Linked DNA regions of Homo sapiens: region 1 is linked to region 2. A link is an interaction called in ENCODE POLR2A ChIA-PET data of the cell type or tissue named here. Cell type or tissue: PC-3. All regions are shown on one strand. Links, peaks and the distances in the headings refer to the core of each region. The heading gives the core; the rest is flanking DNA. Region 1 has its middle 26 kb from the start of PRPS1. Region 2 overlaps NCBP2L (nuclear cap binding protein subunit 2 like).

The links. Peaks named below come from ENCODE experiments on the same cell type or tissue, not always from the same donor. Only the 100,000 strongest peaks of a DNase experiment are listed, where the experiment ranks them.
Region 1: POLR2A ChIA-PET joins it to region 2 with 6 read pairs; 6 of 35 experiments call an interaction of 5 or more read pairs at or near these places.

The regions. Positions count from the first base shown.
Region 1 is chrX:107,651,598-107,656,980 of GRCh38, forward strand. No RefSeq gene overlaps it. Among named protein-coding and RNA genes, the nearest start is that of PRPS1, 26 kb to the left of the region's middle. RefSeq lists an enhancer at 3,522-3,816. In PC-3, for the core only: a CTCF peak has its summit at 3,732 (motif pointing right); DNase peaks (open chromatin) are centred at 3,394 and 3,924; H3K4me3 peaks cover 1,361 bases; H3K27ac peaks cover 1,673 bases.
Region 2 is chrX:107,790,576-107,795,958 of GRCh38, forward strand. NCBP2L (nuclear cap binding protein subunit 2 like) reads left to right here. Exons shown (of 2, transcript NM_001348372.2): 2 at 3,574-5,254. The coding sequence starts at 3,646. The coding sequence ends at 4,107. Among named protein-coding and RNA genes, the nearest start is that of NCBP2L, 16 kb to the left of the region's middle. In PC-3, for the core only: no CTCF peak of the experiment used is centred there; no DNase peak of the experiment used is centred there; H3K27me3 peaks cover 1,894 bases.

The sequences.
Region 1 (5,383 bases), core at 284-5,283, 140 kb before region 2:
TGCCCAGCTAATTTTATATTTTTAGTAGAGACAGGGTTTCACCATGTTGGTCAGGCTGGTCTTGAACTCCTGACCTCAGGTGATCTGCCCGCCTCAGCCTCCCAAAGTGCTGGGATTACAGGTGTGAGCCACTGGTGCCCGGCTGGGCATTTACTTTCATCCCTGCTAAATAAGAACTATTTTGAGAAGGTAAATGTGCAAAATTTAAGGATGAATTATTATGCATTCCAAAATTTTAAGTTTCCTTCTTTCTTTCCTTTTTTTTCTCTTTCTTTCTTTCCCTTTAGCTCTCTCTTTCTTCATTTCTTTCTTTTCTTTCCTTCCTTCTCTTTCTCTCTCTGTCTGTCTGTCTGTCTTTCTTTCTGTCTTTCATCTTTCTCTTGCTCTGTCACCCAGGCTGGAGTGCAGTGGCTCGATCTTGGCTCACTGCAACCTCCACCTCCTGGATTCAAGTGATTCTCCTGCCTCAGCCTCGAGAGGGATTACAGGTTATCTGGGATTACAGGTGTGCACCATCACACCTAGCTAATTTTTGTATTTTTAGTAGAGACAGGGTTTTGCCATGTTGCTCAGTCTGGTCTCAAACTCCTGGCCTCAAGTGATCCGCCCACCTTGGCCTCACAGAGTGCTCGGATTACAGGCATGAGCCACCATGGCGGCCTTAAGTGAGTGAGTTTCTTGGCCCATCATCAAATAAGGGTGCTCTTTTACTTTGGGAAGCTACATGGCTACAGAGCTTCATGAAGAGTGCTTCCTTATTTGTGAAGCCCAGGTCTACTTTTGTTTATTTTGTTTTTGCTTTTGTTGGATATCGGGATATCTATTTTACAGCTAGCTCTTTGATAAAAGTGATTCAGGAGGGACTAAAGTATACTATGAAATGTGCGCCTCTAACCCTCTAGACCTCTTTAATCTCAGATTTTTGCTCTGGGAGAAGCTGATGTGAAGCACCAATGCCTTCACTTGCTCATCATGCTATTTCCTAAAGTATTGGATCAGTGGGTCAGGTCTCATTGTTACAGAATATTTTGACATTAAGATCTCTCTTGTGGGCCCCTTTGGGTAATTCATTTCCTAGGATGAGGTTTTGAGATTATTCAAAAAAGGCCCAGTCCCCAACTTTGATCCCTTTCAAAGCAGTTGTTTTTTGTTTTTGTTGTTTTTGTTTTTTGAGACAGAGCATCGCTCTGTTGCTCAGGCTGGAGTGCAGTGGCACGATCTCGGCTTACTGCAACCTCCGCCTCCCGGATTCATGTGATTTTCCTGCCTCAGCCTCCCAAGTAGCTGGCTAATTTTTGTATTTTTAGTAGAGATGGTGTTTTACCATGTTGTCCAGGCTGGTCTCGGACTCTCGACCTCAGGTGATCCACCCGCCTCAGCCTCCCAAAGTGCTGGGATTACAGGCATGAGCCACGGTGCCTAGCCTCAAAGCAGTTCTTGACTGTGGGGAATAGTAGCAGGAGCAGACCTGCCAGGGCATGAGGAGGAGGCAGCACCAAAGCTAAGTGGAGTTGCAGCGAGCACAGTTGACAAGAAACTCTAGTTGTGATAGCTACATGATTGCCCTTGAACACCTGTCTGAAGAATGGAGGTACAGACTAAAGCAGGGGTAGGAGGCTGGCTCTGTTTCCTGACCTAATGTAATGGCTGCTTTTCACACACAGAATGTGTTTACTCAACATCTCTATGAGTGGTGGTCCCCAGGGCAGTAATGCAAAGCTTCCTCCCCTCAGCCTCACTTCAAGTTTTTTGTAAGGTAGGTGCCTCCAATAACCAGATTCCCTTTAAGAGGCCTCTTTGTTCTCCCCCACAACTGAGAACTAGTAAGGATGAGATGGCAGGAGGGCATGGCAATAGGAAAATGATGCTTTTCTGGGATTTCAGGCTTTTTATGATTTTAATGCCTTCAGGTTGTTAAGGGCTACATGCGATTAGTATACAAGTTAACACTTTCAGCAGAAAACACTTGGTATCCAAATCTGGAAAGAAGACCAGGACTAGCAGCCCCAACTTAGATGAAAAAAATCTTTTATAGAGGCACCAACTTACAGAGTTGCTGAGCTTCTTCTCTGGTCCTGAGAATGCAGGGAGGTGAGGGGGTATGACATAGAATGGATGCTGCTGTTTGAAACAAGTGGCTTCTGTCTTGGCAGTGGTGGTTTAAAAAGCAAGAGTGCTACAGCCAGAGATTCCCCCTCTGCTTTGCCTCCACTGTGTTTGGAGACTTGTTTTTCTCTTGCAGATTTTTTTTTTTTTTTTTTTTTTTTTACCACTCTGAGACTCCTTGTTTAAGAATAAAGCAAATTGTGCTCCAAATTATGGCAGATAAAGCTTGATACTCTGTAAAATCTTGGCTCGAGCATTTCTTTTTGTGTTTATAACATTTACTTGACTCTTTACAACTCTTCAACTGCTATTTGTTGCTATAAAGTTTTAAAGTTTGGGTTTAAGACAGAGTCTCACTTTAGCCCAGGCTGGAGTGCAGTGGTGCAACCTCGGCTCGCTGCAACCTCCGCCTCCCAGGTTCAAGTGATTCTCGTGCCTCAGCCTTCTAAGAAGCTGGGATTACAGGTGCCCGCCGCCACACCTGGCTAATTTTTGTATTTTTAGTAGAGATGGGGATTCACCATGTTGGTCAGGCTCGTCTTGAACTCCTGACCTCAAGTGATCCACCTGCCTCAGCCTCCCAAAGTGCTGGGATTACAGGCGTGAGCCACCGTGCCCGTCCTATAAAGTTATTTTTTAAAATAAGTGTTCAGTTCTAGGAGCCAGGAAATAAATAAATAAAATAGTGTGTGGGTGCGGTGGCTCACACCTGTAATCCCAGCACTTTGGGAGGCTGAGGCAGGAATGAGCCTGAGACTCAGAAACCTGCCCATGTGGGTGTGGCTCCTCCTTCCCTAGTCCTCACTGCTCATGGGCTACTGTATGCCCACTCCTTGGTCTACTGTCCCCCCACCCCGTGCCCTAAGGAAAACCAGAGACTCTCCACTGACAGTCAGACTTCTCTCCCCATCCTTCCCCTTTCCTGAGCTTTTCTTCCCCAATATATTCATTCCTCCAATAGCTCAGCTGCCAACTATAAAAAATAAGGGGAAGCTCATTTTGAAGCAAAAATAGCTGAAACTGTACAGGGTGACAATAGGCCTTATTCCCTCAGCCCCATTGTGTTTTTTGTTGTTGTTTTCTGACTGGCTCAAGATTTTATCTTCTTAGCCAAGTCCCCACCCCTCCCCCCTCTGGCGTGTCCACTAACTGCTGCGGCTGGGTTCTTGTTGCTTCACCCATAGAGTTGCCATGAGCTCACTCATGGTGTGGCTCTGATTCAGGGTTTGAATATAAAACAAAACAGGCCAGCCAGGTCTGACCAATCCATTCCTCCTGGGTAATATGCTGAGCAGAGATTTTCCCGCTTGTAAGCAGCCTGGAGCCACACAGCCCAATTTTAGTCATCGCCCTCAAAGTTCTTGGGGTAGAGCCTCTAATGATAACAATGGGCGGGGACTTTGTGGTGTGGGAGGGGCTGCAGTGAGGCAGAGAAGGAGCACGGTGACGGGCGGGCTTCCCTGGCTAAAGCCTCATCCCAGCTTTCCCTAGGACTGGCTGCACAGCTGCCTCCTGGCTGAGGACACCCCCTCCCCCTCCACGCGCACACACTCGCTTCCTTTCCTGCCGCCGCCACCTGGTTCACAGGGCCTGTCACTGCTGTCCATCTGCCACTAGGGGGCGCCTAGCAGAGAGGATGGAGGGAAGGGGCACCCAGGGCAACAGGACTGGGGGCTCCAGCAGTGGAAGGAGTGGCAGCAGTGGAAGGAGTGGCACCTGTCGGTCCTCCTGGCCCCCTCTTCCCCTGTATGTCCTCCGCAACCACGGGACAACACCGTGCCCAGTCCACACTCATTCAGCAGACAGGAATGTGTGCACGCCCTAAGGGCATAGCTCAGTGCATTTTCACACACCAAGCACTGTGCTAGACGCTAGGAATGCAGAAGCGGCCTAACGTGGTCCTTGACGCTGAGATGCACTTGATGTAGAGGAAGAAACAGATAGGGAAATGGGTAATTACAATGTGGTGTGATAAGTACTATGATGAGGGAAGAACAAAATGCTATGGGAGTGTGGGGGTTGCGGGGGGGCACCCAAGCCAGCCTTGGGAGTCAGGAAAGACTTCCTGGAGAAAAATACTTTGACTTTTGAAGTAGTTGACTGGAAGTTGGCCAAAGAGCGAGTGAAGAGAAGGGTGTTTCAGGCAGGCAGAATAGCACGTTTACCTGGACACCCCAAAGGAAGTGGCGTGTGTGTGTGTGTGGGTGTGTGTGTGTGTGGGGGGGGGGTGTGTGTGTGTGTATTTTCGGGTAGGATGAAGAGCTGTGATGAGGGGTGGGCTGGTGAGACTAGATCATAAGGGACTGTATAAGGAGAGTGTACATATGTCTATTGTCCCTGCATACTTATTACCAGCAACCCCCTTCACTCTCAAAAGGGTCCTGATTTTGGTAGTAAATTATACAGGAACCCTAATTGTAAGACACACTAGGGAGTTTGAATTTTATCCTAGGAGTGAAGAGGAGCCATTGAGCATTTTAAACAGGGCATCAACAGGATGAGATTTTGATTTTAAAATAGACTGGCAGTAATGTGAAGAATGGGTTGGGAAGGGGCAAATGTAGAGGAAGGAGTTTGGTTAGGAAGCTGTGCGTTGCCCAAGTGGGAGAGGAAGGTGGCTGAGGTGAGAAAAGTGCTGGTGGGACAGAAGAACAATTTACAATATATTTTGGAGGAAAATTCAACAGAAGTTGGTGATATTTCAATGTAGGGATTGGAAGAGAGGGAGGAGTCAAGGACAACTTACATTTTTCTGGCCTGAGTGACTGATGGATGCTGGTACTGAGCAGCACAGGAGATGAGGCTGAAGTTTAGGAACTGCTAAGTTTAAGGTGCCTGAGGGACCTCACCAGGAGGACTGAACAGGCAGCCATTGTAGCTAGTAGAGGTTTTGATCATCAATACATTTTTGCCCAAATGCCATCTTCAGATAGTCAAGAAGCTGAAGCAACGGGGCTGTAAACTAGGCCAGCCTTAAATATCCTGGGTGTTTGTCTTAAGAGGACAAGGACACAGTGGGAGAGGTTATGGAATGGAAGGAAAGCTAGGGAACAGTGAAGAAATTAAGTGTATTAAATGCAGAAGATATAAATTTGGGTTATGAGATATCTAAAGGAGAAAAATAGAAGCCAACAAAGAAGGCTCTAGTGCCTGTAATCCCAGCTACTTGGGAGGCTAAGATGGAAGGATTGCTTGAGCCCAGGAGTTCAAATCTAGCCTGGGCAACACAATGAGACCATGTCTCCTTCTTTAAAAAAAGACTCTAAACTTTAGAGTC
Region 2 (5,383 bases), core at 142-5,141:
CCCCCCATCACGCCTTCATGCCTTCATACACACTGTTCTCTCTGCCTAGAATGACCCCTTGGTCTTCCAGTCAAATCTTTATTCAGCTTTCAAAATTGGACTCAGACTATGTCTGGGTAGATACACAAGAAACTAGTGACAATGATTGGGTGGCTGGGGCACAGGAGTGGGAAGAAGACTTCCTTTTTCCACCTATTTGTACATTCTGCATTTTGTAACACAAATCTGAATTCACTATTCAAAAAAGTAAATACTACGTAAATTTTTTGTTAAAAAAGCTCAGGAATCAGGTCCTTTAGAAAGTTGTTTTCCCCTCCTCATCCTCCTCTGTAGTTTTGTACTCCCTTCTTTGTGCTACCTCTGGGCCTACTGTGTGCTCCTGTGATTAGAATAATTACATTGCATTGCAATTTGTATGTTAAGTTGTCCATCTCCCCAGATTGTGAGCTACCTGAGGGAAAGGGCTGCATCTTACTTTTTATTGTTTCCCCAGAATTTAACATAGTGCTCTATAAATGTTGATTGAATGAATGGAGAAACAAGTGAAGAGAAGAATAAAGTAGAGGATGCCCCACATTATAAAACAAAGCTCCCATGCCAGTTATCTTTCCCAATATCCATCAATCTGTCCTTTTGCCACGTGTTGAGCTTGAAAGTAATACTTTACATTTATACTTTTTTTTTTTTCTGAGACAGGGTCTCACTCTGTCACCCAGGCTGGAGTGCAATGGCACAATTATGGCTCACTTCAGCCTCGATCTCCTGGGCTCTAGATCCTCCTACCTCAGCCTTCCAAGTAGCTGGGACTATAGTCACATGCCACCACGCCATGCTAATATTTGTAATCTGTTGTAAAGATGAGGTTTCACCATGTTGCCCAGGCTGGTCTTGAACTCCTGGGATTAAGCAATCCACCTGCCTCGGCCTCCCAAAGTGCTGGGATTGCAGGCGTGAGCCACTGCACCCGGCCTTACATTTATTCTTAAGTACTATCCATCAATTATCTTGTCAATTTGGGCTCAGCATCATGTAAGACTGCCCAGATCATTTCAAAGTCCCTCTTATTTTTGTGTTATGTGTAGATTTGATATGTATTTGTATATCCTATTTTGAATCACTTGATCAGAATATTGATACAATACCTATTGCTTATTGAACACCTACAGTGTGTCAAACACTGTGCTGGGTGTTTTTACATATGACATTGTCACAGTATTTGTTGCAAGATAGGTATTTTGCTCTCCAGTTTACAGATGAGAAGATTGAAATCAGTATTGTTAAGTGCCCTGCCTAGGGTCATATTGCTAGTAAATGGTGAAGTTGAGATTTGAACCAAGGTCTTTTGACTTCAAAATTCATGCTTGAGTCATAACACTACATTGATTCAAAGGGGCATCTCCACTGCTTCACTACTGGGTGCCTAGCTCAAGGCAGCCCATTGTCTTTGGACTGCTCTGACCATTTTAAAAGCTCTTGTTTGTAGTGAGCCAAGTTATAAATGAGCCAAACAAGACATGGCCAATAACAGAGCCTTTGGCTCTCTGCTAGAACCTTCCTTCCAGTCTGACACCAAACCATGTGTTCGCTTCTTTGGCTATAGTTGTTCAACTAGTTATAGGCTCATCTCAACAAATGCCTGAAGCATCCAGCTTATATTTTGCCATCTCATCTACAAGGAAATTATGGCAAACTTTGTCCAATGCCTGGATGAAATGAAATCCACTATAGCTATCACATTCTCTGGTAGCTTATCTAGTAACCAGATCAAAAAAAAAAAAAAAGGAAATGAAGTCTAGGAGGGATATTTGTTTTTTAACGGGGCAATTTGTCAATGACTTAAAGTAATGAGTTTCCAGTGGTATACTTTCAGACATCCTTGACAGGCTGTCAGGAAGATGATTTTTGGCCAGTGGGCTTCCTACTTCTCTTCAAATGACATCTAAATAGGGACTCCCATTTTCATTGCTTTGAATTGCACAGCACTGTTGTTTACATCTGGTTTTATTTAATCTTCCATTTCAGTTTTCTGGGCTTTTATTTTTTCTTTGTGTTCTGCCCTTGCACATGTTCCCTCTGCCTGGTTCATTCCCTAAACTCCTACACCCCCCAGCCCTGCAACACACACATATACATACCTTCCTTGTCCTTTGAGAATCAGTGCATGCAGTCCCTTCTCCAGAAGCCTTCTCTGTTGTCCCCAGGCTGAGGTAACTGCTTCTCCTCTTGGGTGTTGTAGTGGCAAGTGAGCACAGTGCCTGTCACAAAGTAGATCCCCAATAAATGTTAACTCCCTTCTCCCCTTCCTCCATGAATATCTCTAAAATAGTATTGATTACACCATATTGTATTTTCATGTTTACTTGTTTGCCTTCATCACTCAATTATGAGCTCATTCATTCATCCAGTCATTAACAAATATTTATTGTGTGTCTAAGGTGTACAAGGCATTGTTCATGTAGGTACTGGGGACACAGTGATTTCTGAAAATTGTATTTTCACTGTGTCTTTTCATTGTTGTACTTATAGCACCTGTCATAGTGTCTGGCAAGTAGAGTGCTTATTAAATGTTTGTTAAGGGAATGCACTTCCTTAGCAGAGTTTCTCAAAGTGTAATCTTTGGACCATTTGCATCTGGATCATTGAGGGGTGTAGGTTAAAATGTTAATTCTTGGGTCCCTCTCCAAACCTACTGAATCAGAATATCTTAAGAGTGGGCTGCAAGAATCTGTATTTTAATCTCGTTTTGCGGTGTTTCTATCATGCTAAAATTTGGGAACCTCTGCGAAACAGAATAGAAATAGGGAGACCCAGTGCCTCCCTATATATGCCTCCCTATAATAACATTGAAAAGTGTAGCTAAAACCGACTAAATCGTGTTTAATGCCTCCGAATGCTGCAGTAAATTTTAGTAAAAGAGAAAAAGGAATTAATTAAAATTGTCTAGAAAGGTTAATTACTATTTACCTTTTGAACAAGTGGAATTATTGCCAATAAAATCTAATCTTAATTTAGGTCAAATTTATGATACCAGAGAGTTTTCATTTCTAAAGTGCTACTTGTATATTTGATGGTATATAGGGACCCATTGTGTAACCCAACAATACAATATATTGATTCCATGTTATAGACTTGAATTGCAAATTAAGAAAGAGTATGTCCAAACTGTACTTGTGCTTTAACATTGATTATATATGTGATTTATCTGATGCTTAGTCCTTAATCAGAATTGTTAGTGCTCATTCTCTGTGCAAATTTGATCCATTTAACTGTTTTATGCCATATTTTCCAAGAACATGCTGTTATTAAAAGTGCTCTTTGGTAATAGATCAGGCATATAAGATCTAAGTCTCAACCAAAGACAGCACAACTTCCCTTTCAGGAAGACTTGACAAATTGGATTTTATGACCATGTTTTGGGGATTGGAGCTGTCTATTTTTAGTGTGCCTTGACATGATCCTTATGGTCAGGAGCTGAAGTGTTCTTGTATCTGAACACAAATATGTTAAATATTCACAGGTTTATACTTCTGTTTCCCTCCTTTTGACTTCCCTCTTTTTTTCAACTCAACTTAGGTTTTCAGTGGTGGTGTCACTGCTGCCAAGCTGGACCGAAAACGGCCATCGGCATGCTGCCCAACCAGCACCATGTCCAAAGACCTGAAAATTCTATGTAAAGACCCTGCTTTGGAGCTGAGCTGCTACCGGGACCATCAGTTCAGTGGCCGTAAATTTCAGCAGGAAAAATTACTGAAGGAAAGCTCCACATTGAATATGGGGAATCTTTCCTTTTATACAACCGAAGAGAAAATACATGAACTCTTTAGTAGATCTGATATCAGGAATATCTTTATGGGCCTGGATAAAATAAAGAAAACAGCATGTGGTTTTTGCTTTGTAGAATGCCATAACAGAGCTGATGCTGAAAATGCCATGCGGTTTCTAACTGGGACCTGCCTAGATGAATGGATTATCTGCACTGATTGGGATGTCGGTTTTAGAGAGGGTCAACAGTATGGTCGCGGTAAATCTGGGGGTCAGGTAAGGGATGAGTTTCGTGAAGATTTTCATTCTGGTAGAGGAGGCTTTGGAAGACAGACTCAGATCTAGAACAATCCATAGAGAAAAAGTTTTAACTCTAACCCCTTGAAAAGTGTGTTATAGACCAACCTCAAGTCTGCAAATAGCCAATTCCAAGTTTAAATTACCTTACTTGTTGATGTATTTTTTTCTCTGAAAATTTGTTAAATAGCAGAAACAAAAAAAATCCATTTGTTTTTGTCTGAATTTTGAAGATGCTTTTCAGATTACCAGTTTGACTGTTAGGTGGTCCAAAGTGAAGTGTTCTTCGGGAACAAATTAGGTATGTAAGATCAGAGTCAACCAAAGCACAACTTCCCTTTTAAGAAGATTTCTGTTGGATTCTATGGCCATGTTCCTGCAGCCCAAAATTATAATTTTTTTTAGAGCTTGCATAAAATACAGTCAAATAAGTGGAAATTTTAAAAAGTTATCAAGAGAAACACAAGCACTATTATTTGAAACCATAGAAAAGTCTGGAAGAATTTGTAATAAAAACAAAAATCCTCCTGCCCCACCTCTTCCTATCCTACGCCTATTCCCTGGACGATAACGCTTAATTATTTTTATTAGTTTTTGGTTTGTTTGTTTCTTGGTAGTTTCCTCCATATCTCCAAATAACATGACTACTTACTTTCTTTTTAAACGCTACGTACTGACTTCCTACTTTCAGAGATGAGGATTTAGCTCACTTACACCCCCATTTGCACTTCTCTACTCTCCATCCTCTCAATATAGTTCACAACACTTTACAGAGGGTTCCTGAGTTACAATGGCTTGGCTTACAATGTTTGGACTTTACAATGGTATAAAAGTGATGTGCATTCAGTAGAAACCATGCTTCAGGTACCCATACAACTATTTCGTTTTTGACTTTCAGTATAGTATTCAACAAATTGCATGAGATACTTAACACTTTATTATAAAATAGGCTTTGGGTTAGATGATTTTGCCCAAGTGTAGGCTAATGTAAAATGTTTAAGATAGGTTGTGCTATGCTATATTTGAGAGGTTAGATGTATTAAATGCATTTTCAACTTAATATATACAATAAGCTTATTAGGATGTAACCCCATCATAAGTCAATGAGCATCTGTACTTACTTTCTTTACTGTTACATAGCATAACTTAGGTTATACTGCAGTAATAAAAAATCGAAAAATTTTAGTGCTTAAAATTACTAAGTTCTGTTCCTCCCACTACATTCCCATTGCTGATTACATGGTGCCGGGGTCTGCTCCATGCCATGATTGTCCTCCTTCTGGGGCCTAGGCTAATAGTATACCCACTATCTGGAATGATGATG